Regions from separate parts of the Mus musculus genome. Here all the other regions are linked to region 3. Evidence: chromatin loops called from intact Hi-C (ENCODE). Cell type or tissue: left cerebral cortex. All regions are shown on one strand.

The links. A loop is a pair of places that touch in the nucleus more often than their neighbours do. Peaks named below come from ENCODE experiments on the same cell type or tissue, not always from the same donor. Only the 100,000 strongest peaks of a DNase experiment are listed, where the experiment ranks them.
Region 1: a loop joins it to region 3, with 7 times the contacts of the local background. A loop is called at or near these places in 35 of 42 quality-filtered maps.
Region 2: a loop joins it to region 3, with 9 times the contacts of the local background. A loop is called at or near these places in 11 of 42 quality-filtered maps.
Region 4: it touches region 3 in a loop (8-fold over the local background); 35 of 42 quality-filtered maps call a loop at or near these places.
Region 5: a loop joins it to region 3, with 2.1 times the contacts of the local background. A loop is called at or near these places in 4 of 42 quality-filtered maps.
Region 6: it touches region 3 in a loop (2.4-fold over the local background); 16 of 42 quality-filtered maps call a loop at or near these places.
Region 7: it touches region 3 in a loop (5-fold over the local background); 31 of 42 quality-filtered maps call a loop at or near these places.

The regions. Positions count from the first base shown.
Region 1 is chr15:78,523,249-78,527,248 of GRCm38, reverse strand. It overlaps C1qtnf6 (C1q and tumor necrosis factor related protein 6), which reads left to right. Exons shown (of 3, transcript NM_028331.5): 2 at 1-21; 3 at 1,851-3,903. The coding sequence ends at 2,398. Among named protein-coding and RNA genes, the nearest start is that of C1qtnf6, 4.4 kb to the left of the region's middle. In left cerebral cortex, no CTCF peak of the experiment used is centred here; no DNase peak of the experiment used is centred here.
Region 2 is chr15:78,742,412-78,746,411 of GRCm38, reverse strand. No RefSeq gene overlaps it. Among named protein-coding and RNA genes, the nearest start is that of Elfn2, 26 kb to the right of the region's middle. In left cerebral cortex, a CTCF peak has its summit at 1,971 (motif pointing right); DNase peaks (open chromatin) are centred at 1,983, 2,713 and 2,983.
Region 3 is chr15:78,446,037-78,450,036 of GRCm38, reverse strand. Tmprss6 (transmembrane serine protease 6) reads left to right here. Exons shown (of 18, transcript NM_027902.2): 11 at 3,229-3,374; 12 at 3,735-3,833. Among named protein-coding and RNA genes, the nearest start is that of Kctd17, 19 kb to the right of the region's middle. In left cerebral cortex, CTCF peaks have their summits at 1,621 (motif pointing left) and 2,231 (motif pointing left); DNase peaks (open chromatin) are centred at 1,629 and 2,200; H3K4me3 peaks cover 595 bases; H3K27ac peaks cover 1,224 bases.
Region 4 is chr15:78,529,991-78,533,990 of GRCm38, reverse strand. It overlaps a transcript of C1qtnf6 not described here. Among named protein-coding and RNA genes, the nearest start is that of C1qtnf6, 2.3 kb to the right of the region's middle. In left cerebral cortex, a CTCF peak has its summit at 1,615 (motif pointing right); DNase peaks (open chromatin) are centred at 1,726 and 2,895; H3K4me3 peaks cover 472 bases; H3K27ac peaks cover 1,476 bases.
Region 5 is chr15:78,183,460-78,187,459 of GRCm38, reverse strand. No RefSeq gene overlaps it. Among named protein-coding and RNA genes, the nearest start is that of Ift27, 11 kb to the right of the region's middle. In left cerebral cortex, a CTCF peak has its summit at 2,434 (motif pointing left); a DNase peak (open chromatin) is centred at 2,376.
Region 6 is chr15:78,512,744-78,516,743 of GRCm38, reverse strand. No RefSeq gene overlaps it. Among named protein-coding and RNA genes, the nearest start is that of C1qtnf6, 15 kb to the left of the region's middle. In left cerebral cortex, a CTCF peak has its summit at 1,996 (motif pointing left); DNase peaks (open chromatin) are centred at 1,257 and 1,997.
Region 7 is chr15:78,541,344-78,545,343 of GRCm38, reverse strand. Sstr3 (somatostatin receptor 3) reads left to right here and starts at 999. Exons shown (of 3, transcript NM_009218.3): 1 at 999-1,208; 2 at 1,395-1,541. In left cerebral cortex, no CTCF peak of the experiment used is centred here; DNase peaks (open chromatin) are centred at 2,222, 2,764, 2,984, 3,528 and 2 more places; H3K4me3 peaks cover 4,000 bases; H3K27ac peaks cover 4,000 bases.

The DNA of each region.
Region 1 (4,000 bases), 77 kb before region 3:
TCAACATTACTATCCTAAAGGGTGAGTTACCACACTGGGCAGGGTGTGGGCCAAATTGGGAGGGAAGAAAGGACGAAGGGAGGGAGGGAGCAAGGGAGGGAGAGGGGGGAGGGAGGGACAGAAGAAAACAGGGCAGGTCTTGCCTAGGCCCTGTCTGCCTTCCATCTGCATGTACACAGGACCTAGGGTGTATAAGGAGCTAAGGAATAGATGATGTGCAGCCAACCGATTCCCCAGGTTAATGGGGTGGGTAGTGGGAAAGGCCCTGGAATCCAAAATGTGGGCAGAGGGTATTGGGGTGAAGTGTGGGGCACAGTCGACAGACTGAGCATGGCAGGTACACAGGGCTCCTGGAAGGTGAAGTGCAAACTTATGTTCACAGCGTAAGGGGCTCCCCAGCAGGAGTGTGAAGAGAGATGTCATGGGAGAAAGACGTGGGCTCACAGGGTCACCAGCCACCACCAGGATAGAGGTTTCTCTCAGCGGCATCAGAGAGAGGACCTGGCCCCAGCTCCTGGGAGAGCTCAATGACCGGTGGTTCCTTGATATATAGCATCGGATGTGACAGAATTAGTGCCACCTCTGCGAGGGGACCCATAAATGCCAGGGCCACACCACTGACATCCTGGCTCCATCTTTGCTCACTGTGTCCCCACCCAATGTGAGGACACGAGTTAGTGTCCAATAGAAGAGAGGGACTTTCCTGGAGTCACTTCGATGTCAGAGACAGAGCAGGGCATTCCCCTCTGATAGCCAGCTGGCCCCTGAGACTCCTGCACACTCTACTTGCCTGGGTGAGGATACTTCATGGCTTCACTCCATGCAACTTCAGGCAGCTTAGCTTCTGGAGGTGGGAGGGCCTGGGCCTGGATGTCCTTCCTGTGACTGTCCATCCCAAGCTCTGTGTTGCCTTGGATCAGGCTGTCAAAAGTGGATGGTTCCCTGTAGCACAAGGCCATACCTTGCAGGTCAAGATGGCCTCTTTCTAAACCTCCTGCTAGCTTGAATGTAGAAGGAAAGCACTCTCCTCCCCACTGCCACGGTGGCCGGAGGCTGGGCAGAGAGGGTGCTCAAGTGCTCTGTACCCAGTGAGGTACCTCTCCCAGGACATGGCACCCCACCCCACTTTCGTTTGGCCTGTCTTCAAAGACCTGGGCCCCCCATTTTCTCTCTACCATCCGCTGACCTCACCATTATGGTCAAGGAGACCTGAGGAGGTGTACCTCATCAGGGAAATACGTGCAGTCAGGTCTCTTTAGTACACACTAGGTGTGTTTGTTGGGGGTTGGGGTGGTGGGGGGCGTCGTCGGTGTCATATCTATGCTCACATCTGGCCTGCAGCCAGGGCTGGGAAAGTGACTAGGAGATCACCAGTTCCAGGGAGGGTAGAGATGGGCTGGGCCATGCTGAGTGGATATCTTGTCCTCTCCTTGCCAAGGAAGGACTCACGTGTAACCTTGAAGTAGGCATTGCCCTTTTAGGTACACCCTAAACACCCAAGACCCAAAGGCAATTTTCTTCTCTAACCAAAAGTACAAAGTATGTCTTACCTTACCCCACCCCCTGGCTGGCCTAGGCGGGTCAACCTCCCGGAAGCTTGCCACCCTTTTCTTGCTAGGAAGGGGTCCCAGGCTGAGCTGGATAGGACACACTTTAGGTCTTGGAAATGGCCTCAGTTTCACTTCTGCAGAATGGGATGTTTGGGGTGGTGATGCCCAGCATGCAGTTAGGTGCTCAATAAACACCAACTCCTTTGTCTGGACCCAGGTAAGGGCAGACACTTCCAAAATTGAGTGCTTAGCACACGGGTGGGTCCCTGTCCTGATTTCTTCCCCTTCATGTCCTCACAGGTGACAAAGGGGACAGAGGTCCTACAGGAACACCAGGGAAGCCAGGCAAGAATGGTACCCGAGGGGACCGTGGCTCTCAGGGTGTCAAAGGTGACAAGGGGCAGGCAGGTAGCCCTGGCAGCTCGTGCCAGACACATTACTCAGCCTTCTCTGTGGGCCGCAAGACTGGCTTGCACAGCAGCGAGAACTTCCTCTCACTGCTGTTCGACAGGGTCTTTGTGAACACGGATGGCCACTTTGACATGGCCACTGGCAGCTTTGTGGCTCCCCTGCGCGGCCTCTACTTCTTCAGCCTCAACGTACACAGCTGGAACTACAAGGAGACCTACGTGCACATCGTGCACAATGAGCAGGCAGTGGTGATCCTGTACGCGCAGCCCAGCGAACGCAGCATCATGCAGAGCCAGAGTGTGATGCTGCCACTGGTGCCGGGTGACCGTGTGTGGGTGCGGCTCTTCAAGCGGGAGCGGGAAAACGGCATCTACAGTGATGACGTGGACACGTACATCACCTTCAGTGGCCACCTGATCAAGGCAGAGGACAACTGAGCTCCGCCCCTCTCCCCCCTCCCCCCTTCTCCCCTCCCTCCCCGCCACTTTCACAGCTGGGCAGCTGGTGGCTAGGGCAGGTCCTAGGGCTGGGTCTGCTGCTCTCCATTCCTTGTCTCCACAGTTACTGCAGTCTGTCTCCATCCCTCTCCTCTTAGCTTCGTTTTTCTGATACTTTGGGGCTTACATATTTCAGACTTTGCCAGCCTCTAGAGTGGCTATCCTGACACTCCACCACTCTATTCATCCCTGGGGTCTTTATTATCTGGTAGATGCTGGCTTTGCATTTGGGGTAGACCCAGGATTCTTCATTTCTAGTGATTTCCTCCATGACATTGACGCTACAGGTCTGTGGATCACACTTGAGGAGTTGTGCTCTCTCTAAAGTGTTCCCAGCATTCTAGGGACTTCAGGAACACTCTGGAATTGCTCCCCTACCCCCAAACTCTAGCATTCTTTCCACATCCTCTAGCTTCCTCCTCCTCCTCCTGGCCCTCCCTCATGCCTGACCTTTCCCCTCCTCCCCTTTTCCAGCCATTGTTCATTTGTGCACTTGTCTAATGCTGAGCGCTCACATGGTCTCAGGCCTTAGGAAAGCCCAGAAGTGGGTACTAAGACTTGAGCACATACTGGGTGCTCCTCTAGACTGGGTCCGCGGGCACCGTGGTTCCTTCTCCACTGCTTCCATGGTCTGACAGGTCCCGGAGATGGGATGATAACCTTTCCCATGCTCCACGTTCTTGCCCTGTGCCCAGCAATAAAGCAAATATAGGTATAATCTTAGCTGGGAGGAGACCCAGGAGTTTAGATGTATCTGGGATGAAGGGGCATCTGGGAACTGGAGCCTGTTCTCTTCCCTGATGTTAGAAGACTCCTCCTGCCCCCTTCTTTCCCCCAGACATTAGCCATGGTCAGACCATGCACTAGTGCTCTCTGGCCCTCCTGGCTCCTCCAAGGCCCAGGCTCACCCTGGGTTTATGAAGGTGCTTAAGCCCCTGTCCCCCTGGAGGTGGCTCCCATTTCAGAGCTTCTCCTGCCTGTATTGCCCTTGCAGACATCGTGGGCAAGTCAGGCAGGACAGAGGTGGCAGGTTTCAGCCCAAAGCAGGTCTAGGGACTGAAGCCAGTGACATTCAGGTTACCTGGGGGCCTTCTCTGAGCCATGCTGCCAAGACAGGCCCTGGGGGAGGTTGTGAAAAAAGCAAGACCTCCACGTCTTTCCCAGGGTGTGTAGCCTGGTGGCCCTCCAACCTTCCCCTCTCCCACTGTAGCCTGCCCAAGCTTCTCAGGGGAAGGTGGCCTCCGTCCATTGGTGCTTCTGCAGATCCAAGGCAGGGCTGGCCCTGAGAGGGCATCTCTGGTGCTTACAACCAAGCGAGCCATGGCAGGGTAACAGAGGCAAGGCCCGCCATGTGCTGTGAGGGCTGGCTCTACGAAACCACCCTCAGCCCGACTGTCCTTGCCTGCTTGGCCAGTGTGAATAAAGATATTGGATTCTCTTGGCAATTCAGCCTGGTACTTTTTGCCCTACAGCCATCTCCTGCCTCGGGAGATAGACACTCTGTCCCGCCAGTCATTCACAGCCAGACTCCTGGAGTCTCAC
Region 2 (4,000 bases), 300 kb before region 3:
ATTGCTATCGAATACCTTGCTATGAACAGAACTTAGTTCTGATATGGTGCTGCGGCAAAACTATTTCTGTTTTAAAACCCCCTCAAAGCTTTAAAAAGAAAGGCAGACTCAGGCTGGAGAGATGGCTCCGTGGTTAAGCACATTTGCTGCTCTTCCAAGGGCCCCAAGTATGCACATCAGGTGGCTCACAAACTCCCTGTAATTTCAGTTCCAGGGGACCCAACTCCTTCTGATCACTAAGGACTCTTGCACACACGCCACATATGTATTCATGCACACACAGCTACACATAAATACATTTAACATAAAATAAATTCATTTTGTTCTCAGTTCTCTCCCGAGGTCCAGCCACAAGACTCCATGACTGGAGTGTCCCTTTCTCTTATCAAAAGTGACTGACTTGATAATAGATCAGCTCCCATGCTACCTGCTGTCCTGACTCACATGCTCTGTCCTCCCTGTGGCTTTAAAGATACAAGAGGAAGTCTTCCTCCCAACCCTGCACAAAACTACACACTCTTCCAACTTTAATCAAGGAAGGAAGAAAATGCTTATGAGTGAATCAGGACCACCCTTACGAGAGATGCACAGGTTATAATCACATTTAACTACATTACACTAATACATGTTTGTAATTAGCCTCTCCTGGAAGGTTTTTTTCTCTCTCTCCCCCCAGGGAGAAAAGTCTTGTGAATGAACTAACTTATAAATAAACTTAGGCTGGCAGGTCCTCTGTGCTCTGCACAGCAGCTGATGTAATATTTATATCTGCTGGTAATAAAGACATATGCCAGGGGCTGGAGAGATGGCTCAGTGGTTAAGAACATTGGCTGCTCTTTCAGAGGATCAGGTTTGATTCCCAGCACCCACATGCTGGCTCGCAACCATTTGTGACCCCATTTCTAGGAGAAAGAGCACCCTATTCTGGCCTTTACAAGCAATGCACACAGGTTACACAGACATAATACATTCAGGCAATACACCCATGCACATAAAATAAATTAATAACAAAAGACATATTCCAGCCAGGGATAAGGTGGGGCACATGCCTAGGGCCCCAGCACTTGAAAGGCTGAGACAGGAGGATAACTATGAGTTCAAGGCCAGCCATGATTTGTCACAGGAGCTGAATCAATGTCAGTTCATGTCCCCGATTCTGCGAGAGGCTTTAGAGTCTCTTGTCATCAAGGCTCCTCCAGTGACAGCAGCTTCATTGTTTTAAAACTGAAACCAGGGCTGTTCTAAATTGGGTATCTGTGTCCTCAGAGGTTCATGTGACACACGTCTGCAACCTTCTGGGAATCAAGGACACAGACTTTCCCAAGTGACTCTGTAGGTCAGTCAGCCATGGACCACTCTGCTCTGTAAAGACATCAATAGTCTTCTGCAGCACACCTTTATCCATTCCCTGTTCCTTTGTTCATTCATTCATTCATTCATTCACTGACAGCATTTATGGGATTTCTCTGGGTGTTGTGTGTGTGTGTGCTTGCTATATTATCACAATGACCCTTTGTACATAAAATCTGTACTTTTAAATGCCAGCGACGTGGTTGGCCAGATACGTATGTCTAATATAGTCATAGAACAAGATTACTGTTCTCCCAAGATCACACTGTACCTCCAAGGCCATCCATCCCACCTCTGGAAAACAGTGGCTTTCCCTCCACTTGCCCATCCTACACTCCTGGTCCCTCCAATGGTCCTCGCTCCGCAGTGATTGCTTACCTTTGTCTTTTTGCTTGAGCCTACCTGGCATCCACCAGCTAGCCAGGTGTCTGCCACCCATAGCCCATTGCCACACTCCTGGATGCTGAAGTAGCTGTCCCAACAGTCTTCATGACCTATTGAAGCCCCTTCTCAGGACTTCATGAGTCCCCTCACCCTTCCAGGAAGTCTCAGCCTTATGTATGGACGGCTGGTGGGATCCACACGCTGCTGGAGTCTCAGTGTGCAGTACAGAGTATCACCAGCAGGGGGCACTCGTGCCACAGGCCTGGCTTCTCATCTAGGGCTTAAGCAAGATGGGCCCGAGGTTTGGAGGGGCCTTATGGCTTAAATAGACATAACTGGCATTAGAGTGGGCCCCTTTTACTCAAATTCTAGAACGTCCTTTCCAGTCCAGGGAAGAGAATTACACTATGTGTCTCTACAAGGCTCAACAAGTATGACCAGCTAGGGACACAGCCATCAATTAGAAGTGACAACAGCTTCACTATCTTGAAAGGCAGTGAATTCTAGGAAGATTGAAAGCAAGTGCTTTTCTGTCACTTGGTGAAGGGTAACGATGACACGTGTGCCGTGGTTACAGCTGACTGTGAGCACGGATCAATACCGAACCTACCCCCAGCTTTTCAGCTTCTCTTTCAGGGAGAGGGAAAGGCCAGAACACAGGGTCACAGGCTAGTTCAAAAGATGTGTCTCCTTGGGGCCTGGAGATACCCTGATCCCGTTCCATCTCGAGGCCAGTCAGGGCAGACTGGGGGTTCTGCAAGCCACTTGTGACCATCCCCTAGCCTTGGGTGAGAGATGGGACTGAAACCTTGCCCACCTTGCCTGCCTCTGGAAGGGCGTGGAAGCAGGAGGTTAGACAAAAGTGGGGGTGGAGGGGAGCCAGAAGGAAGCTTGCCTGGCTCCTCCTACTTGAGTCTGGGTGCAGTTGTAGTCTTTGAGCGCCTGCCTGGGCCTTCCTGAAATTGGGACTGGTGTGTGTGTGTGTGTGTGTGTGGGGGGGGGGCAGGCTCTGCCTCCATCTGTGAGGGTGGAGGAGGGGGGCGCCAGAGTCCAGGGCTGGGAGGTTTGGAGTCAGACACCTACTGTGTGTGGTCCCCCTACTTGGGGCTGGGAGGCTGCAGGACAATGGCAGGCTGTCCTGATACCCCAAGTCCTTATGGTCCAGGCTTCAGGGCAGGGAATAGAATGAAGGGATGAGATTTGGTGGATATTTGTGGAAGGCAGCAAGAGTAGGAGGGGGCACGTGGCTGGATTCATCTCACGGAGGCAGAAAGCTGGGAGCCTCAGGATGGTGTGCATAGCTAGGGGCAAGAATAAGTGTGCAGTTCCCCTCCGGGATAGTTTCTATGTGTGTGCCTGTGTGCATCCTCCTTAGATGTCTCTGTGTCTCTCTGGGATTGCCTTGCCTTTGGGGACACAAATTGGTGTGCACCTGTGTCTGATACACCACTCTTTGTGCATCTGTGTACATGAGTGCATGTGTACACCTGTGTTCGGTGTGTGACCCTGGTAACAGCTGGCTCTGCTGGCTTTGGCTTTCAGCCACAATAGGGTTTCCTTGCTGAGCCTTTGGGAGCCTAGACTTGGGGACAGAGGTGGCTAGAGCAGCTGGAGGCATGAGCCTGGCTATAGCCTAGATAGAGGCTTAAGTCCCTAGTGCTGGTGGCCAAGGGATTACACCCCCGCCCACCGTGTGTGTGTGTGTGTGTGTGTGTGTGTGTGTGTGTGTGTGTGTGTCTGACTGCACACACAGCCCTTGGTGGCTTCAGATTCCCCAGTACCTGGAGAGGATACACACACACACACACACACACACACACACACACACACACACGCGCGCGCGCGCGCGCGCGCTCAAAGCTCTCCTTCCTTTGCTTGCCCTGGTTCCTCTCCAGTCTGACCTGGATACGTGCATGTACTGTAGGATGTTGTATGGCTGCCCCCCTCCCCAGGCTCTCTGGATTGGATGGAGGAATTTCTGCCAGGGTCAGAGGGGAGATATTATGGGATGCAAGGAGCTGCCTCACGCAGGCTTCAGGATGAGACAAATTGGTAGAATTCTTGACCCTGTGTTTGACATACAAATTGCTGATCACAAACACACATTTCCACCTCCAAAACTAAGCAATAGGAAGGCCTTGGGCTGCTCTCCTTGATGTCAGCAAGCCACGCACGGGTTAATCATTATGAGAGCAGCTGGAGAGGGCAGCTCGGAATGTTCCAGCACCCTGGAGAAAATTTGGTTTCCTCCAAGAAACACCATAAC
Region 3 (4,000 bases):
TCTCAGTAGAGCCATTCCCAGCCGATGGGAGATCAGGGCATCTCTGTGGCTCTCACCAGTTCCTCTGAAAGCAGCTGGGAAAGTTGCACCTCATCTCAGCCCTTCCCCTGGGATACAGGGTCCCCAGTGGAGAGTTAACTCCTTGCTCCATACAGTGAATGCCCTGGGGAGGGCAAGGCATGATGGGAAATATACAACAGAGGCCTGGGGCCTGGTCTCTGGTTATTGTGGGCTGATAAAGATAACGTCATTGCTGGGAAATTCTCTGAAGAATGTGTCCTGGAAAATCTGCTGTGTGGGTAGCAGGGGCCTGAGAGATGGAGGAAGGGAGAGGGAGACCAGGTCCTTTGGTCCAGCAATTGAGGAGTACAGGGAAAAGATGGCTGAACCCCTGTCCCCAGTGCCAGTCTAGAGACAAGGGACTCTTCTACTAGCTGGGCACCCTTGGTCCCTATCTTGTCTGTCCATTTTGTTTTCTCCTGGTTCTGCCTGCCATCCTGCTGTTCTGTTGTTCTGCTGTCCCCACAGGGTCCGCTTGCCCTTCAGTGGCCTGCAGGTGGTGGGGGTGGGGACGCGGGTCTTGTCCTTGTAAGATCTAGCTGCTGGATGCTGGGTTTCACAGAACCTCCTCACTGGGCGATACCGCAGCACTGGCTTCCCCCCTTCCAGGAACCTGCCCTCATTTCCTCTCATGTGATGTCACTCTCCTGTGACCTGCCTGACCCTTTCTGCTAACTTCCAGCCATGAGATAAGGCAGAACGACAGGCTCCAGAGGCCCCTGTAAGCCTGACTCTAAGTGGTCTTTCTGCTTCCCCAAGGCCCTGTGACTAGTGCCACTTGCAGCCACTCTGTATCAGGTCCCCCAAACCATTCTTCCAGGTTCTCTGAAATATCTGCAAGGAGGTGGGGTCAGGGGATGGCTTTCTCCTGACTATAGTTCGGCCACCACACTTACGGAGGCCTGAAGTTTGCCGAGGTCACAGAACTAACTCGTCTGGTGGCAAAGTTATATGGAGCCCGGCTCTGCAAAATGTCCTGTCCACCACAGAGCAGGCCACTGTCCCTCCCTCAGTGCTGTCTTTCTGCCCTCTGTCCTTCAGCTTGTCCATAGAAAGAGCCATGTTCACAGTGAGGCCTGACCCCTCCCACTCCTTTCTCTTATCCATGCTTCTGCCTATCCACCCAGCATCTCTCCAGCTCCTCTGTGGGAAGATGCTGATATGCCGGATTGACAGGCCTAGGAGAAAGATCCCCCTGCTAAACTCACAGGGTGGGGTGGGGTGGGGTAGCAAGGCAATCCATATGGTGCCCCGGTTCCTTCTGACTCCAGCACTTAGCTGCTGAGGTGAGAGGGCTAGGTGGACGGGAGGACCAGAGGGGCCAGAAACTCAGAGGGCCGCACCTGGGAACAGGGCTCCGAATGCCTGAATCTTACATTTGTTCTGGGATGCTCCCAGCTTCCCTGCCTGCTTCTTGGGACCCTTCCCTGGGATAGCAATGCATGATAGGTATAAGATTATCATAACCATAACACAAATTTATATATTTATAACAACGTCCTCAAGGAACAATCGGGTTCCTCTTAGCTTGAAAGGGACTGGCTTGCTCCAGGGCTCCCCCTAGTGGTGATCTCATTTGTCAAGGGCGGCTAGGCTCTGGCTCTCCCTCCCGTCTCCGGGCTTTTAACTTTCCTTGTCAGACTAACCCTTGCTCTTGCGGGTTAAGTGCCTGTGTCAGGAGTTAAATCTGATTAGTTCAGAAATGTATATTTCATCAGTTCCCTCTCAGTTTCTCACGGTAATCTGTGATCGGAAAATACTTAAGTGGAAAATTCCAGAAGTGAATCTGTTTCATTAGCTACCGCTCTCTTTAGAGCCCGATTTACAAAGAGAGATGTGTACAGGCAGAGCATAGCACAGGTAGTGTTCGCCACTGCGTGGGATTTCTGGTGTCCACGGGAGTCTAGGAATGCCTCCCATGCATAAAGGGAAAGTACTGCGATTTCTTTAAAATGCATTCTTTAAAGTAAATAACTTCTTCTTTTTTTTTTAAATCACATTTTCCAGATGCCCTGCCCACTTTCTGGGCCTGTCCTCTGAGGATAACAATCCAGGAATCCATCTTTTTTATCCACCAGGAACCCACATTTCCTTGGCTTGAAAAAGGGCGGGAGGCGGGGAAAGGGTGACGACAAGACCCAGGCTTGCCCCGCGCGCCCCCTGGTGGCGATCTTTTCTTTGACGAGCAGCTGGGCTGTTGGAACTCTGGGTGCTTGAAAAACAATTCCTTTTCAGGACCTCTTAATTTGCCTTGAAAATATGGGGCACGCCAACATCTAGTAACACAAATATCGACCCTTCAAATTATTTGCAGATTCTTTAATAACTGGCTTAATAGAGCAGGGCTGGCACCCTCACACACTCATCTGCCCTCAGTTACAGGGTTCCAGTCACCTATCTTGGAAATTCTGTTGTGTTGTTAGAAGGAGGGAAGGAGGGTCAAACAGGATTAGAGGGTCACTACAGAGGCGACTTTTAGTCTCTGGACTGCACTTTGAGAGCTACTCATGCAAGTAGATTACAGATGCCAGAGCCTAGCCAGGAACGTGAAGGTGAGGGTCAGGGGCTTGGGAAACTACGTTTCCAGAGCTTCTCCTGCCCTGAACTGAAGCGGGCAGGATTCTTGCTCCACTTTGCAGTTTCTCAATCATCTCTGTCCACGGGCTGAGTGAGCCTGCCAGGTTGCTCAGCGGGCCAACTGTGTTTTGTGTGGGGTGAGTCTACAGACAGTTGGCCAGCTGAGGTCCTCTGCCTCTGCAGACACACGGAACCTTTTTGTAGATGGAAGGCTGGCAGAAATGATTGTTTTCCTTGTGGAACAAAGAGGAAGAGTGAGACTCCTCAGAGGAGGCCCTTGACTAGCCAGATTCTCAGAGCCTATGGGTGACTGGGGCAAGAATCTGGATGGAATTTTATCCCACAGTCAATGGGGCGCCACTGCAGGTTTTTGAGCAGGAGAGTGACAGAAACAAACTCCTTTCTAGAAGATGTCTCTGGGGCTAAGCAGCCACCCAAAGGAGAAATGGAGATAGAGGGAGTGTGGGTGGGGCCCATTGTTTCTGACTGCCTGGTCCTTACCCTGGCTGTGCATAGGAACCTAGGTTGTTTCTCATTTTTTTTGGCTGGGAAACCAGTCTATGTGTCTAAGCCATCCCTGGTCACTCCTAGGCTGTGTGGCTTCCGTACCCTGCAGCCATATGCTGAGAGGATCCCCATGGTGGCCTCAGATGGTGTCACCATCAACTTCACCTCCCAGATCTCCCTCACAGGCCCGGGTGTGCAAGTGTACTACAGCTTGTACAACCAATCAGACCGTGAGTACAATTTGAGGTGTGTGTGTGTGTGTGTGTGTGTGCCCGTGCCCTGCCCCTGTGCTGTCCCCAGATGTGCACAAACATTTATGAGGCTAGGCCACAGTGAGAGTGCTATGTGTCTTCATACACATGTGTGCACATGGCACGTAGTTTTATGTGCTGGGTAGGCAGTCACATGTATCCCTTTGGGTGTGTGTTGTCTGGATGTAGCTCTGCATGGACCACAGACACCAGGCACTGGAGCAGGTGTATGGGCACCTAATTGTGTACATGTAAGGATACAGACGCACGTATTTCATGGCATGCATCCTAAGTGTGCTCTTCCGCTTCCATTTCCTACTGTCCCTCTCCTGTCCCCAGCCTGCCCTGGTGAGTTCCTCTGCTCTGTGAATGGACTGTGTGTCCCTGCGTGTGACGGGATCAAGGACTGCCCCAATGGCCTGGATGAGAGAAACTGTGGTGAGCAGCCTGACGCCTTCCCTCCTCTCTCCCTGCGCTGGACTAAGTCTACCTGACGTGTGCTTCCTCCTTGAGAACACCCAGGAGCCCACGGTTCTTGCACTGTGTCAGGATGGCAATGTGGAAAAGCAGCCTCCCCAGAGCCAGCCTACCCCCATAGCATCCCC
Region 4 (4,000 bases), 84 kb before region 3:
TAGAGATACAGGTGACCATGAGCTGCTTTTTAATGTAGGCTACTGGGCATCCGAACTCAGGGCCTCACTCTTGCAAGGCAAGCAGGCACTTTCCCAACTAAGTCATCTCTCCAGCCCTTGTTTTCTCTTTCATGGCAGAGTCTTACTCTGTAGACTGGCCTCCCAAGTGCCACTCCCCCACCCCCAACCCCCCACCCCCGGCATGAACCACTGCTCCTGGCGACACAATAATCTTTGTTTCTGAAGCTCTGGCTGTGTCTCTCACTAAGACCACTGCCTACATGCCATAGGGTGTTAGTGGCTCCTCCGGCTCGGTTCCCGAGATCTGACCGACCAACCTGCTCATCCGTCATGCAACACATGGTGAATGGGTGCCATTAGCTGCCAAAGGCTGAACCCAGAGGCCAGATGGCTTCTCTAGGAGCCAAGGAAGGGACGGCAGAATGTCACTCTGTAGACACTATAGACTCAGACTCCTTATGGTTTAGTCCCAACCCATCCGTTTACTAACCTCCTGACTTTGAGTCCATAGATCAACCTCTCCCTGCCTTGGCTTCTTCCTCACTGGGTCAAGGAAGTGCTCAGGTTGTAAGTGAGCCAACGTTTGCTGCCCACAGGTGCTGCTTAAGCATTTTTAGAAGTGTCTACAGGACAGACGTGTAAGACCTCCTGGGGTAATCTGGGCTGTTACAGTCGTTGCCCAATATCAGGACCAGAAAGACAACTAAGAACAAGAAAGATGACTAAGAACATTATTTTCCCAGCTCTGGTTTAGGGCCATCCTCCTGCCTCAGCCTCCTCCTAGGTGGATAGGGTGATGCTGGGGGGTTGGGTGCTCTGAGATTACCAGTGTCAGCTCCTTCAATGCCCCTGGAAGTATATACAGTCAGACCACATGGCCTCAGTTGCTTCCTGGAGGCCTAAGGTCCCAAGCCCTGCAGCCCTGGACAGGCACTTCAGGGCACTGTACAGTGTGGGTGAATCTGGAGTATGTACACACATACAGACAGCTTCCCATTCTCACTCATTCCAAGGAGTGCCCAGCCACACCTCATGCCCCATAGGGACCCAGAGACCTGGGATCCCGGCCACATCCTTTGTTACCATCCTGTTTCAGGTGAGGAGACTAAGACCTGGGGTGGAAGCAGGAGGCTTCAAAGCTTTACAGAGAAGGGACAGAATGTCCTCTTTCAGTCGGACTTTCTGCTTTAATGATCAGGAAATGTGTCAATATTTGCTCATGGGAACTGCCGCTCCGCCGCCCTCGGTCAACACTTGCAGAGCCTGCTTGGTTTCTCCATCTGTGAGGCTATGGTTATGTCTGAGTTCTGTCTACTCTCTAAAAGGGAGTTCTCTGTAGGCTCTGGCTGTAACAAATGGACAAACACGACCTGACTTATGTGTGGGCAGTGGCACGGGTGTTCTTGGCCACACGCAATCAGGGGAACCCCAGATCATTCACTTCCTAGCTCAGAGTGCCCATGAGCCAACCTCAGGTCCTGGTGGAGCCTCGGTTTTCTCATTCCTGAAGTGCACTTCACAACTCCATCAGACAGCAAGGTGATACAATGACTCCCATTCAGGTCAACCCAGTTCTTTCTGTGTCCGCCAGGGGGCGCCGCTGGACCTCAGAGCACCAGCTCCTCCTCTTTGCTCAGATTCGGCTTTATTCGGCCACAATCGGAACTACCCGGCTGGACCCGACTGTTCTTTAAGGCTCGGAAAAAATCGTCTCCATTCGGTTCTTCTCGGCCGTACTCGGCTGGATTCAATTCTGTTCGGTTTGCTCGGCTGGAATAGATTCTAGCGCTTTTCGGATATGCTCGGCTCCTCCCCTTACTAGGCTTCCACGGTTTGGGCCCTGGAACTCTGCCTACTTTCTGGGGTGCTGAGGATTGGAGGAATACACTCTGCTCCCCAGCCAGGCTTGGACTGCCTGCTGAGGTACTGGTGCTGGGTGCTGGGGCGCGCGCTGACTCCCTCCAGGAGATGGCGACCTCCTACCTATCTGTTTAGACCTTAACTCGGTAATGACCTTGAACTCCAACTGTGATTTACCATTCACAGTTTACACAGGGCTGCCTTCTGGCGTCAGTAAGTCATTGTCCTGCCTCCTGGGAGAAAGGGCAGGAATGAGCAGAGAAACAAACACTTATATTGTAGGACTCTGGCCTTAGACCTGGTTCTGGCTTTTTGTGTCCGGGTATACATTTACTGGCAAAGGCTGTGAAAGAGTATAAGAAGGTATCCACTGGTGGGTGTGCGGAGAAAAGTGGGTGCACACCTCTGCATACTGGGCTTAACCAAAGTAGCAAGATACCCTTTGGTTGGCTGTTCCCAGACACTCATACAATCCTGGACTCTTCAAGATCGTTCGGCCCAGGGTTATTAAGACCCAGAGAAATGTCAAGCACACCTTTAATCCCACCACTGGGGAAGCCGAGGTGGTCAGAACTCTATGAGTTCATGGCCAGCCTGGTCTAGAGAGTGAGTTCCAGGACAGCCAGGACTACACAGAGAAACCTTCATATCAGCCCCGCCCCTGCTTCCCCTCCAAAGACTCGGGGAATTAGGGACTTACCCAATGTCATGAAGTTAGAAAGAAGACATGGGACAGAGCCATAGTCTGTCTGTTACTCCAGAGCTGGACTTCATGTCTCAAGTCTACCTGATGTGCCTGGACGCCCTCGTGTCTGAGGTCAGTAGCCGGCAGCCTCTGGTTTGCTAGGGCCGGATGAGCAGCCTTGTCCCTGTATAGTTCGGTGCGGAGTGTAGTGGGGTGCACAGTGCTAGGCACACAGCCTTCTGCACTACTGTGCCCTTCGCCTGCTTCTCCCTGACCGTCCATCTTTTCTTTCATCCATCTTCCCGGCCTTCTTCCCAGAGATCTGAGACTGCCTGGTGCTGTTCCCACCCCCGGGGCCGCTGACTCAGCCCTTTGCTCTGGTGGCTGCAGCTTGAAGCGGGTAGCCTCTCTGCAGGTCTGGCTCTGTGCCTCAAGAATGCTGCTCCGGCAGGGCCACACAGAGCCATGCCAGTGTGAGCTTTGTGGTGGCCCTTATAGGGCTATCATCCCCCTCTCTGCTTTCTTCTGCCAATGTATTCCTGACTGGACCTGAGAACTCCAAGTCATTTTGGGAGGCAGCACCAGACTAGAAGAATCTGGCGTCCTCTCAACTTGGATTTCGCTCTGCTATGTGACCTTGTACCAAAGGCTTGATCTCCCTGGGCCACAATGTCCCTGATTAAGGGATGGGATTAGATCATCTCTGAGGCTCGTTCCAGGCCTAGTCTTGCTGTTGGATTGTCTGCCTAAATGCCCAGGAAGCCTGAACCCAGAGACAGCCCTGTCAAGGACCCTAAGAAATAGGGCTGGTATACTTTTTTATTTTTTATTGAAGTCCCAGACCTAAATCTATCCCCTAAGCAGTGGGCTAGAGAGTAATACCACTGCCAAGACCCTCTAGCTGCTAACCTGGAGAGAGGCTGGAGGTGGGGCTAGGAATAATAAATCTAAATACTTTTGAGGACCAAGGTTCCCCAGAGAGGTGAAACCTAGCTCAGGCAAGGAGGTATCCAGCAAAACTGAAATAACAGGTCGCCAAGGGTGAGGGACATTTTACAGGAATTGCACAGGGTTTCCGACCTCCAGGAAACCAGGGCTAGGAGCCAGGGCGGTGGTCTTTGCTAAACATTCCCCAGTTTGCCCAGGAGGAAACTGAGGCAGGGTTTTGCCTAGTCCCAGGGCACACAGGCTGCCTCCCCCAGCTCCACCTTGAACATGTTGGGGGTTATACTTCTGTAAGGGAGCTGGCTTTAGGAGAGTCAGTGAAGGCAGGATTCCAGGTGGGGAAGAAGGAATAAGCCATCTTTGGTCCAGCATGAATGGTAGGGGCAGAATCCCTGAACACCTCCGGCAGGAGAGGCAATGCTCGACCATGTTGCTGGGTGTTAGGACCAGGATTTATACCTATGGAGGATGGGTACCAGTGGCTCATGC
Region 5 (4,000 bases), 260 kb after region 3:
TGCGTGTTCAGATGGTGATGTCTATGCCCAGACGTCTGTTTGCAACCCAGACCTTGGCATGGTCAAACATCTCTGGTCTCAATGCTATGCAAAAAAAAATGTTTTTCATCATTTCTGGTTGGTTAATAAAGTGATCATCCTATGGCTGATTAGGAAAGGACAGGGGAAGAAGGAGGACAGCCAAGCTCAGTGTGGGAGTCCCAAAGAGATCAAAGAGAGAAAACAAGTGAAAAAAAACAAAAACAAGAAGAAGGTGTGGAGAGACCACATGGAGGGAGCAGGAGGAGTCACCATGAGGTCACAATGAGAGAGCAGCCACAAGGACACACACAGACCAGAGAGAGCCAGGGCGAGACTCAGATGCAGGTCAAGGGCCACATGGCTGGGAAGTAGGCAGCCTTAGAGGGTTAGAATAGCTCAGAACATGTCTAGCTTCCTGCTGCCGGCTTGTTAATAAATCTATTAAGAGTCTGTGTTAATTATTTGGGAGCTAAACCGGGCTCGAGAATGAATGGAAACGCCCTGAAGTTATTTGGGAGCAAACAAGGCATGGAACAACCCCCCCCCCCCCCATGCTATTACAGCTGAATCCCAGTCTGCTAGATTCCTGACCCTGAATTTCCAGCCTTCAGGACAGTGAGAAGCCGATATACACAAGCTGCCAAATGTTAAGTGTTTGCTAGAGCAGCAGGGGTAGACCAAGACATCGCCTCTTAGCCCATGCCACAGGCGCCCAAGGACAAGTCTATTTTACACATGAGAAAAGGGAGATTCTGGGAAATTGGGTAAGATCCCCAAACCACACAGCTAATACGACTGAAAATAGCAAGGCTTTTTTAGCTCGTTCAACCACTGAGCAGAAAAAAATACAGCAGAGAAGAATCCAGGCAGAGATTAAATTCTGCTTGAGGTCGGCGCTGCCCCGGGAGCCACACAGCCACAGCATGGGAAGTGTGGACTCATGATGTGAAGCTGTTATAGGGTCCTCCGAGATCCAACACAACTCAAACACTAAGTCAATACAGAAAGCAAGAATGTATTGTAATCAGGCCTCTACTGATCTGTCAGGGACACAGGGAGGACCCGGAAGCTGAACTGTGAACCTACCCCACCACCAACCCCAGAGCCAGAATGTTACAGAGCATTTAAGCATGAAAACCATAAACATTTGTGCGAATTTACAGTTATGTTTTCCCACCAGTCAGAACTCAGGCATAGGGCACGCCCCTAGGGCCATTTCCCTGTGTGGTACATCTACGCTGTCCTCAGTTGTTGGTTTATTCAGCTGTAGCATCCATGTCTCAACTTGCCAGTCAGGATGTCAGTAACCCACACACTTGTCTCTCCCTGCCAAGCAGGTTATCAGTTACCCAAGGAGGTCTTGGGAACCTAAATTTTATTTGACCCCTACTCCAAATGGAAATTTTACTCAAAATGGCTTCGGTTTGGTTCGTTCTTACAAGGCAAGGGGACACCTCGAAAGACAAAGGTGAGGTTGGGATCACCCCATCTTCTCAAATGGTAGCCCTCGGCCACCATGACTGCAGACAGGAACACTGTCAGGTTAAGACACCCTGTAGGCAGATGTCCTTTGAAAGGTCAGAGGACATCGAAGTTTTCTCCTTCCACCATGTGGCTTCTGGGGGGGAAAAAGTTAGGTCATCAGGTTGGAGCAGCAAATGCCTATAGGTGCTGAGTCATCTCACCAGCTGTTAGACATGTTGCATGTGAAGTGCTGTGGTAGCCTCTGAGCAAGGCTGTGGCTTAGCAGCTCTTTGGAGAAAAGCCTGGTGTGTGCTTATGTACTGCCCAGCATAGGCCAACCTGGGGGCCAGCTGGACCCCAAACTGTATCATAAAGTATAATATAAAAAGTGTACACACACACACACACACACACACACACACACACACTGTGTTTGTTGGCTTTGCATTGCTTAACAGAATACGCTAGAGAAATCAGCTTAATGCCTCATCCCTCCAGAGTTCTTATTGAACCCTAATTGCCAGTTCAGTAGATTACGTGCTGGGCCCTGGGAACTCTGCCTTACGAATAGGCTCAGATGGCCCAGGCTGGGCGATGGTTGCTGGTGAAACACCTGATGCAGAAGCTTGGAGACCTGACTCAGGTTCCTAGCACACATATATAAAAGACAGGTTTTGGCTCGTGGTTTAGAGGATTCAGTGGTGTTTGCCTGACTTCATTGCCTTGGGCCTGAGTTGAGGCAGAATATAGTATCTTGGCAAGGGAGATGTGTCTGAGGAGGATGCTTACACAGGACAGCTGCGGATGCTGAGGACAAGGAGGCGTTATCCAATAGCGCGCTTCCTCCAACTAGGCCCCACCTCCTAATGGTCTGTCCTGCTAGGAACCCAGGAGGAAGTGTGTCCCCCTTACAGGGCAACCGCGTCTCAATAGTGCCACCAGCTGGGAGCCCAAGCTCTTGACACGGGCAGCCTTTGAAGAGGTTTTATAGTCAAACCAAAAAACCGATTCCTTTTCTCTGAAATGTCAGTTACAACTGGCAGAGTATAGATGAGGAGTGAAGTAGGCGGCGGCTACTTTGTAGGTGCAGAGTGTTCTGGGGGGGGGGAGGGGCACAAAAAGTTTTGAGTCTAGAGAAAAGCTGGAGTAAACGCGGACAGGCTAGTTGCTGTTCTCATATGGTGAGCTGACTGTCCCATGATTCCTCTCTGCCATCAGCGTGTACCGTCTCTGTTTGGTTGTTCGGTTCCGAGGTAATGAGACTCTATCGGTACTGGAGCCCCAAGCACCAAACACAGTTACCAGTGACACGGGAGTGCTTAGTTGATCTTATTTGAGCAAATTAATTCTTAAAACAAAGATACCACTCTCGGATCAACCAGGACGTCGTGTTAAGCCTTTCTTGGGCAAGGTGCGATCTGCAAGCTTGCTTTGTGTGGGTCCATGAGCACCAATCAGGACGAGTGATGGCGTTTACAGCCATAGCTCTTGATCGTGCCTAAGAAGCCCTGACTACCCTGGAACCGCTGACCTGGAAGGCAAGGAAGTGAGCATCCTGTCAGCAGAGGTGTGCAGTGGAGAGGAGGGCGCTTGTTGGAGGGATTTAACAGCAGATGATGGGCTGTCAGGAGCGCACACTCCTCCTAGCCCTGAGGCACTCTGTCTGAGCCAGCTTACAGACTCTAAAAACACAGTTCACCTCCTGCTGACCACGGATCCTGGATGGATCCTTCAGGTACTTACCACACAGCAGGCTTCACATGGAGACCCAAAGAGGACACCCTACATCAAGGAGACAGTGACCAGGCCCTTTGGAATTTCTCCTTTCCGACCTGATATAGCGTGGACAGCATCAGCTGGGAAAGGCTCTAGTGTGTGCTGCTGTCATCAGGGTGAGAGGACAGAGTCTATGAGTGACACCGTTTCTGGGGTCTCTCTGTCTGGGAGGCTAGTCGCTTGTGTACCTTTCCTGTCTCCCTGCCCCCGATGGCGATTTCACTGCCAGCCAGTGCTTTCGATGGTGTCTGATAAGCTTCCTGGGTGAGGGGACCTCACAGGGCCAGACTTGGGTAGAGACTATTGCAACCTGGGAAGGGAAGAGGTTAAGGAAAGAAATAGGGTGAGTTCATGGGGGGTAATTGTTATTCCACTAGACTCCTCCAAGGGACCTAGCAATGGCTATGTCATCACCTGCCGCCTCCAGGTACACCAGGTGGACTGTGTGTAAAAGGACTGTCTGCCACTCAACTGTGGTACCTGTTCCCACCACGTTCCCAGCCAGCCTCTCTCTTTCCTCATTTCTGTCCTCCTCTTTTGTGCCCCCTTTCTCTGACCTCATGGCTGTGTCCCCATCTGTCTGTCTGCCTGTCTACATATCCACTTGTCTGCCTCTACCCCTTCCCCAGGTCCTCCCTCCCTCCCTTACCCCCAATAAGCCCTCTTAGACCAGATCTGTTGCATGGTGTAATTGCTCAGGGGCACACCTTGGCAGGGGCCTGACAGGTACCCCCCCCTC
Region 6 (4,000 bases), 67 kb before region 3:
AACTGTAGCCCCTTTAGTAGCGATATGTCAGACACCTTTGTACCTAATCTAACACCCTTGTATCTATCAGGTAAAGCTTAGAATGTATGGACTTTAAAAGACCACTGGCTTCCACCGGCCTCAAAGTTGACAATGCCATCTGACGACTCTTAAAGCCCACAGTAATGGCCACCCCCACACCCTTTGCTGTAACCTGCGGCCCCATGCCCTGCAATCGAGATGTGTTCTAAGGGTCTTGAGTTATGACCCTTTCCTTTGTTCTGTGACTTATAAGTGCTCATGTACCCAAATGGAACATGTCAGTTGGGGCAAAGTGACTCAGTGTCCTGGGGCCTGGGGCCACTCATACTTTGTTCAGAATATACTCTGTCTTCTTCTCTTTGAGGTGGGACCTGTTTTTGCTTAACGTTAGTAAACACATGCAGAATGACCCAGGAGGAGTCCTGGCATTGAGGAGGGAAGCCAGAGGATGTGTGCGTAGTCCAATCCAGCCTCAGAAAGCGCCCTCCTCTCCCAAGATCATATAGATAAAGGCTACATTATATGGGCTAAGCAGACTAGTCTGTATGTTTAGGAATGTGAGCCTCTTTGTGTAACAATAAAGAAAAACTGGTAAAAGCCATCCAGCCTGCATGCTGTCCAACATCCTCCTGACCAACAGGAAGGATGCTTCCAGACTATGCAGGACTTCCTTGGGTGCGTGGTAGGCACGTCAACCACTGTGGTCACTTCCTCTTCAAGGAGACCATAGTGAGGGCTGGAAAGCCACAGGCTTCTTATGCAGAGGATCAGAGGGCGTGGTCCAGCCTGTGGCGGGGGTGGGGTGGGGTGCATTGGTGGGGGTGTAGGGGTGTGGGGGTGGGTGGGCTGGAAGGCTTTACATCAGCAGCCTCCCCTTGAAAGACAAGATGAGAAGGAGGGCTCAGATGTGGTCCCTTAGAGGAGCCACACCCACAGAGTCCTGTCAGCATGACGGCGTAAGCATGATCTAAACAAGGAACACACCAGAGAACATTTTCTAAGGACAAAATTGTAGCCCCCCCCCAAAATGATTTTTTTCCCTGTCGGTTTAGCTTATTAAAGTCTTGAGAGGTTTAGAATCAAGTCATATGGATTTAATATTTCTTTCTACCAGGGCTGTCACAAAAATCTAGGCCAAGGGACGCTGCACCGATGCTGCGATGCTGCCGCCTTCATTATAATTTCCATATGTTTCCCCCCAGTGCTAAGAGAACTCCTTGGTTAGCATGCAAATTCTTCACACCCCAGTTGTTCCACGGGACTCGGTGTGGAGCTGCCTGAGAGACCATCAGATTCTTTCTGGGACAAGGGAAGGATCAATAGATTCCTCTTCAGCTTGTAGTCAGCTCATCTGTTCATCTGTCCACTCATCCATCCATCTGTCCATCCATTGATCTGTCTGTCCATCCATCCATCCGTCTGTCCATCCATCCATCTGTCCATCTGCCTGCCCATCTTTCCATCTGTTCATCTATTTACCTCTTTCCTCTTTCTTTTTATCTTCCTTTCTCATTCCTTCCTTCTTTCCTTTGTTCTTTTCCTCCTCCCTCCCTTTCAGCAGGGATAGCGGGAGCATCTATGCCTGGCTTTAGGTTCTTGAAAAGATGTGGGGCCCATAGACCTTAACCTATGAACTTGAGGCACACCGAGCAGGTCCACCTACTAGCACCAGATCCATTAGATGCTGGAGTGAAAGGCAAGTGAGATCAAGCAGGAAGTTGTTGGTGTTAATAAGGTTGGGAGGAACCAGGGCCAGGGTGAGGATGGATGCCAGATGTAGACAGGAAGGCTTCACGGACAGGGTGTTTGGAAGGTCAGAGTTCACATCCTGCCCTGCTGTGTGAACTAAGAATGATAGCTGCCCTCTCTGAGCCCAGGTCTATCATCTAGGTCCCCAGCAGGCTGGCTTTTTGTCGTTCTGGTCACTTCTTGCTGATTGGTACTGCCTGGAAACCAGGATGGAGCTCACACTGCCCTCTGGTGGCAACTACAGGTATCGGCCTGTGTGTTTTATCTCATTTTCTCTTAAAGGAGTTAGATTACCTTTAGTGTACAAAGTCCTCAGGCAGAAGTGTCACAGGTGAGCGTTTGGGGTAAGAAGGGACAGAAGAATGTAAAGAGCATGTGTTAGCCTCACTGCCCAGGCAGGAAGCACAGGTTCTGTTATAACACACCGGGTTCACTGCAGGTGCCTGGAACACACTGCTCTACATGTGTGCATGGTAACCGCAGCCTTCTTCCCAGCAGGAGCAGTCAGGAGTCAAGAGACCCTTCCAGTTCAGTACAGAGAAGGGTCCCTCATCAGCTATGGCAGCACTCCAAGAAACCAGAACTCCAGAAATCTGAGAGCGTGGGGACCCTCTGCTGTCCCAGAGGACCTCTGACTCCTGCTGGAAAGAGTTCCCCAGCCTTCTGGACACACATGCTGCAAAGAACACACACACACACACACACACACACACACACACACACACACACACACACACACACACACCATGAACTCCTCACAGCAGCGTGGTCCTTCCAGGAAAGGTGGGGGCTGGATCAGGGCTGGACTTGGGAAAGAAGGAAGCTCCAGGTGTCATCTTTAGTCAGCGAGGCTTGCCTGCTGTGTTGCTTTGCCTCTTTCTGTCTCTTTTCCAGCTGAGGCTGTGCTCCCTGGCTCTCTCTGAGCCAGGCCTCCTCTTTTGGGGACATACAAACTCCAGGTATAGCCATTTGATGCTATATCTGTTGTCTCTCCCTACAAGTGGTGGACCCCTAGATGATGGGGTGGCCTCCTGTGACCCATTACTCTCAGATCAGGAGTTTAATGAATGGTTCGCCATTGACAACAGGCAAGTTTTCCTTTAGTGCCCAGGAAAAGCAAAATTCAAACAGCAATGCAGTATTACGAAAATATCTCTTACATACTGAGAGACTGGGGCTTTTGCTGGACCCCATGGCCAGGGTTAACCATACACCCTGAGATCACTTAAGTCGGCCTGCCTACAGTGTGTGCACATTCAGCCTGTTTGTTTAACCTGCCTCTAAGAGAACTAAGAAGCAGCCAGCCTTACTTAACTCGGATTTCCATGTAACCAACTTCTATAACCTAAGCTAATATATAACTGTGACCTTACGTTATATACTCTTCCAGGCCCCCCGGCCCAGAATGATGCATACATGTCATTTGCTAAAAGCAGTAAATACGCTCATTGAAAGGAGCCTTCTATGATCTACCACAAAGGTTGAAAGCATCTGTTTATGACTGTTAGTCGGGACACAGTGATGTTTGGTAGCAGTGTTTGTTGTCTGGGTTGGCTGGGATCAGTTGGAGCCAGAGACTTCAATCCGTTGTAGTTACTGTTAAAGATTTCTGTAAAGGGCCCCGTTCTTTTTTCCACGTGATGCTTTCTGTGCTGTTCAATAAATGCAGAGCAAAGTCCTTTGTGAGGGACAGACGCACGACAGACACACAGACAGAACATAAAGCTGACCAAGTCGCACATGACAGACACATGAGAACGACACACAGGAACAAACAGATTCACGAGACAGCCTTCGGGCAGGCATAGACTCAGCCAACAGGAGACCGACGGCACGGAAGACACAGGAAGCATGAAGCAGAAAGTTTCAATTTGGATTCGCTCTCTGTTCAACAGCTCCAAGAAGTATGCTGCTTGCTTTCTTTAACGTGATGCATTATTGTTAATCTAGTTAATCACTAATGCATATAACCTGGCCTATCAGATGCTCGCTTGATAAGCAGGGGCCAAAGAAACAGTGAGAAGGCCACAGGCAGCTTTGCAAAATCAGGGCAACACAGCCTGGCCAGACCCAACACGGCCAGCGGTACCTCAAGTATCCTTTGGCTTTCTTGTTCCAAAGGTGCAGTGGCCCAGAAGAGATGATGTGTTTTGAAGCCAGGAAGTCCTGGTTCTAACTCCAGCCCTGACACTTCTCACCTATGGGGCATTTTTTAGGCTAGTGATTTAGC
Region 7 (4,000 bases), 95 kb before region 3:
ATGAACAATTGTCTTCAAGGGCAGTTGTTATTATTCAAAGTGTATCAGTTAAGAGTGAGAATTTGTTTCCTCGGTGTATACCTTTGACTTTCGGCTCTCAAAGCCTAAAATACTTACTTTCTAAACCATCTCTCTGCTCCTCTGTCCAGATCCAACTGACCCCAGCATCACAGTCTCCTGGACCCGTCCTGCTGCTCCTAGAATCCTCCACAAGGGATATGTGGGCTCGGAGCCCACATCTCGGAGCCCACCCTGCCCTCTCCTCCTCATTCCGCTGAGCAGCCCCCTCCCTTATGGGTAACTACGTCCCAGGGATCTGGTGCTGTCCTGCCTCTGGCAGGCAGCTCCCTCTCTCTGCTGCTCCCCTCTTTTTTTCCAAGTCCCCGCAGGAGCCAAGGCCAGCGTGGGTGGCTGAAATCTCCCCGGTAACGAGATCTGCCTCTCCCTCTCCCGGCCTGGCCTCCGCCCCTAACCTGCGGCCCCTCAGTCTGGCACCTGCTGTCCGGTGCTCAGTTCCTCTTCCCGGCCCCTCCCGCACCCTCCTGCTCCCCCCACCCCCCGCGTCTGCTGGCTCTCTATGTCACCATCTGTGGCACAATCCTTCTCTGTCACTGTCCCCACCACCCCCTCTTTCTCCTTCCTCCTGCCTCCCTCTGTCCCTGCCTTTTTCTGCATCTCTCCCTGCTCCTCAGTCCATCTATTCTCGCCTCTCCTCTTCGCTCCTCTGTCCCTGCTCCTTGCTAGGCATCTCTCCTTACTCCCCCTCATTCTGCCTTTCCACCCACACACTGTCTCCTCTCCCTCTCCTTTCTCTCTCTCCACCTCCGACCCTCCCCCTCCTTTCCTTATTTTCCTCTGGCTTCTTATGTCCCCTGCTATCTCACATTTCTGTCATCTTGAGAAGTGTCTCTTGCCACCCCCAACTGGGTGCCATCCGAAGACCCCCCATCCCGTGTCCGGCACCCTCCACGTGTCCTGGAGATGGGGGGTGACGTACCAGGTGCGGGTGACAAGTCAGGGCCGAGGACCAGATGGGAGAGGCGACGTGGGCTGACGTGGCCCCCAAGGACCTAGGAAGGGTCCACGCCCACGAACGCTGGACGAGTGTGCACCGTGTGGCACCCCAGCTGGCTGTGCTCTGGTGGTACCTGGCTGCAGAATGCTAACCAGCCTGGCAACTACAAAGGGAGTTCTTGCCCAGTGGGCAGGTAAGAGAGCTGAGGTCATGGGAACTTGGAGGGTGGGATACCTGGGAATCTCTAACCAGATTGAATTTGGGGCTAAGTCTGGGGCTGGCAAAGGGTAGGGAGTTCCAGAAAGCAATGAGGCTTCTGGTGTGTGGGCTGGAAGGCAGGAAGGACTATTAATCTCAGCATCTTGTGCCATCATTCCAGAGTCTTGGAGCCTCTGTGCAGCAGCATGTCAGAACTGGACCAAACCAGACGCAAGCTACCATCTGGCCTCCCGGGCCTCGAGCATCCCTTGAAGCTGGCAGTGGTGCCTCTGAAGAGCCCCCTCCACCTCTGCAGCAACCCTGTAAGGTAGGAATGAACGTCTCCATTAAAGTAGGAGGAGTCTAGTCTGGAACCAGAGAGAAGTGACTTGTCCAAGGTCACACAGCATAGCATCAGCAGAGGCTAAGTTCTCAGCTCAGGGCTTGAGGGGGTGGCTCTGAGGGTCAGGCTCCGGGCCTATGGCTCATGTCAGTCACTGCTGGCTAATAAAATCCCAGCCCCTTGCCGGGAGGGGGCGGGGAAGGTCCAGGGGTGCAGAGCACAGGTGCGTTGCAGAGCCAGCCAGGGGTCCTCAGTTTACATTGTCCCTGGATGTCCTGACTCTTGACAACTCCAACCAGAGGCCTTTAAGGAAGCCAGCATGGTCCAGGAGACAGACAGGATTTCTCACTCACCGGGTGGGTGACCCTGTAGAAGTCACTTAACTTCTCTGAGCTTCAACTTTCCTTCCTCATCACCTGCCCCAGCCTTGCTCCTTTGACTTCTCCCTGCTTAGCTTGCTTGTTTCCATTAGTACTTACTAAGTTCATGGTGCTAGGCTAGGTGCTGAAGGAAAGCACTTCGGAAAGGGTAGGTGCTGAGTGAGAGGAGTACCTGGCATGACCGAGGGGCCATCCTTAATTGCTGTGGTGCTTGGGAGTACTCACTCACCCTCTCTGTGTGTCTCTCCCCTCCTGAACAGTTCTGAGGAGATTCCACCCCCAGTTTTCAGGCAAGCTCATGCCAAAGATAAACCAGACAGGGAGGCAAAGTCCCTCCCTCCCTCCCAAGGAGGAATTAGATCAGGCATAGGATCGCAGAACCTTAAAGAAAAGACGGCATCGAAATTGCAGGTCTGTTTCCCCCCTCAGTGACAAGCTGTGATTTCTCTGTTCTGGCACCTGCCTGGCCCATCAACTTTGACTGCAAGGAGGGTGTCTTGGAGGGGAGCCAGGGTACCAGGAGGGATGTTCCACCTCCGAGTCTGAGGAGGGTCTGGCTGGGTAGCTGTGTTCCTGTGAGTGTGTGTGCATGCATGTGTGTGTACGTGTGTGTGTGTGTGTGTGTGTGTGTGTGTGTGTTTGTGTGTGTGTGTACATGCTTTTGCAGGCTATGAATGTGCTTATGTGAGCCTGGAGGGGCCATCCTTGGAGCACACTCTGGGCTTCCCTGAGGGCATCTGTGTCTCAAGCCAGGAAATGAGGTTTGCCTGGCTCTCCACTCTCCCTTCTCCTGCCATCCTGGGCACCTGTGATTGGCCACCCCATGGGAAAGCTATAAAGAGGCACTGTGTAAAGCAAGTGGGTTGAGTGGCCAGGTGACGTAGGGGTGCCCCACCCCCACCCCGGGAGCAGAACCGTAAGGTCCTAGATCCCAAAGTTCCTCACCTAGGATGGTTTGACTCCAGCTGTCTGGAGTTGGAGTATTCCCTGATTCAAGTTATGGGGCTTGAAAACCCTGAGACTCTGAGATTCATGGCTTTGTTCCAGGAATTTAAATGCTCATCTCTAGGCTCCTGTGGGGCTGAGGCTTTGGGCCCATGGTCCAGAGTTCAAGAGCACAAGCAGCCAGACAAATTCTGCTTAAGCCAGCAGGGTAGTGAAACCATCACAATACTGAGTCAGGGACCTGCACTAGCCTGGCCTCAGTTTGGCAGTCTGTAAACTAGGATGATTGGTCACAGGTCCTCCTATAAGTGCTTCTTCCTGTCTATGTCCCAGATTGTGATACTCCTCTTAGTTCCTGGACAGTTGGTGAGGACAACAGGAAAGCCACACACTGTAGGCACAGGGGTTGTGTCAGTTCTGAGACACCAGCTTTTCCTGAAGTCTTCTGGGGTCAGGGTTCAACAAGAAGCTGCCAGCTCTGTGAGGACACTACAGAATCCCACAGCCCACTGGCCAGATTCGCTAGACCCAGCTCAAGAGAGCTGAGGGGGCAGTGGGCTGAGGAACACATTCTGGAGCTCACAGAGCCAGGAGCTTGGAGGCTGCCAGAAACCTGGGCAACCTGGAGTGTATCAGGGAGACACCTTGGCACTCAGCCAAGGGTCTGTTGCCACTCTTGGCATCGCCAGCCTGTCGCCAGCCTGGTGCTCAGAACTGTCACATATGCTCCTCCTCAGGAGCATGCTGGGAGCTAGGTGCTTCCCCTTCCCAGGAGCCTCCTACATCCAGAGGCTCTGTAGGAAACCTAAAGCACTCTCAGCTTCTAGTGGAGGGGTCCAGACCCAGAGTGAGTTAAATACAGGAGTGAGAAGGGCAGTTTCTTAGCCTGGAGACTTCCCCTTCAGCCCACTCTGCAGCGGATCCAGGATCCAAGGGCACCAACCAGTGGGGTGGGAAGAGGGGTTTATTGGCTGGGGAAGAGATGGGGCAGAGGGTCAGGCCCATGGGAGGGACTGCTCTTAGCCTTGTACCTGGATGTTCTAGGAGCAGTAACCTGCTGAGGAGGAGGCCAGAGGGCTTCCATTTCCCAGGTCCCCAGGGTGCAGCCTACATCTTCAC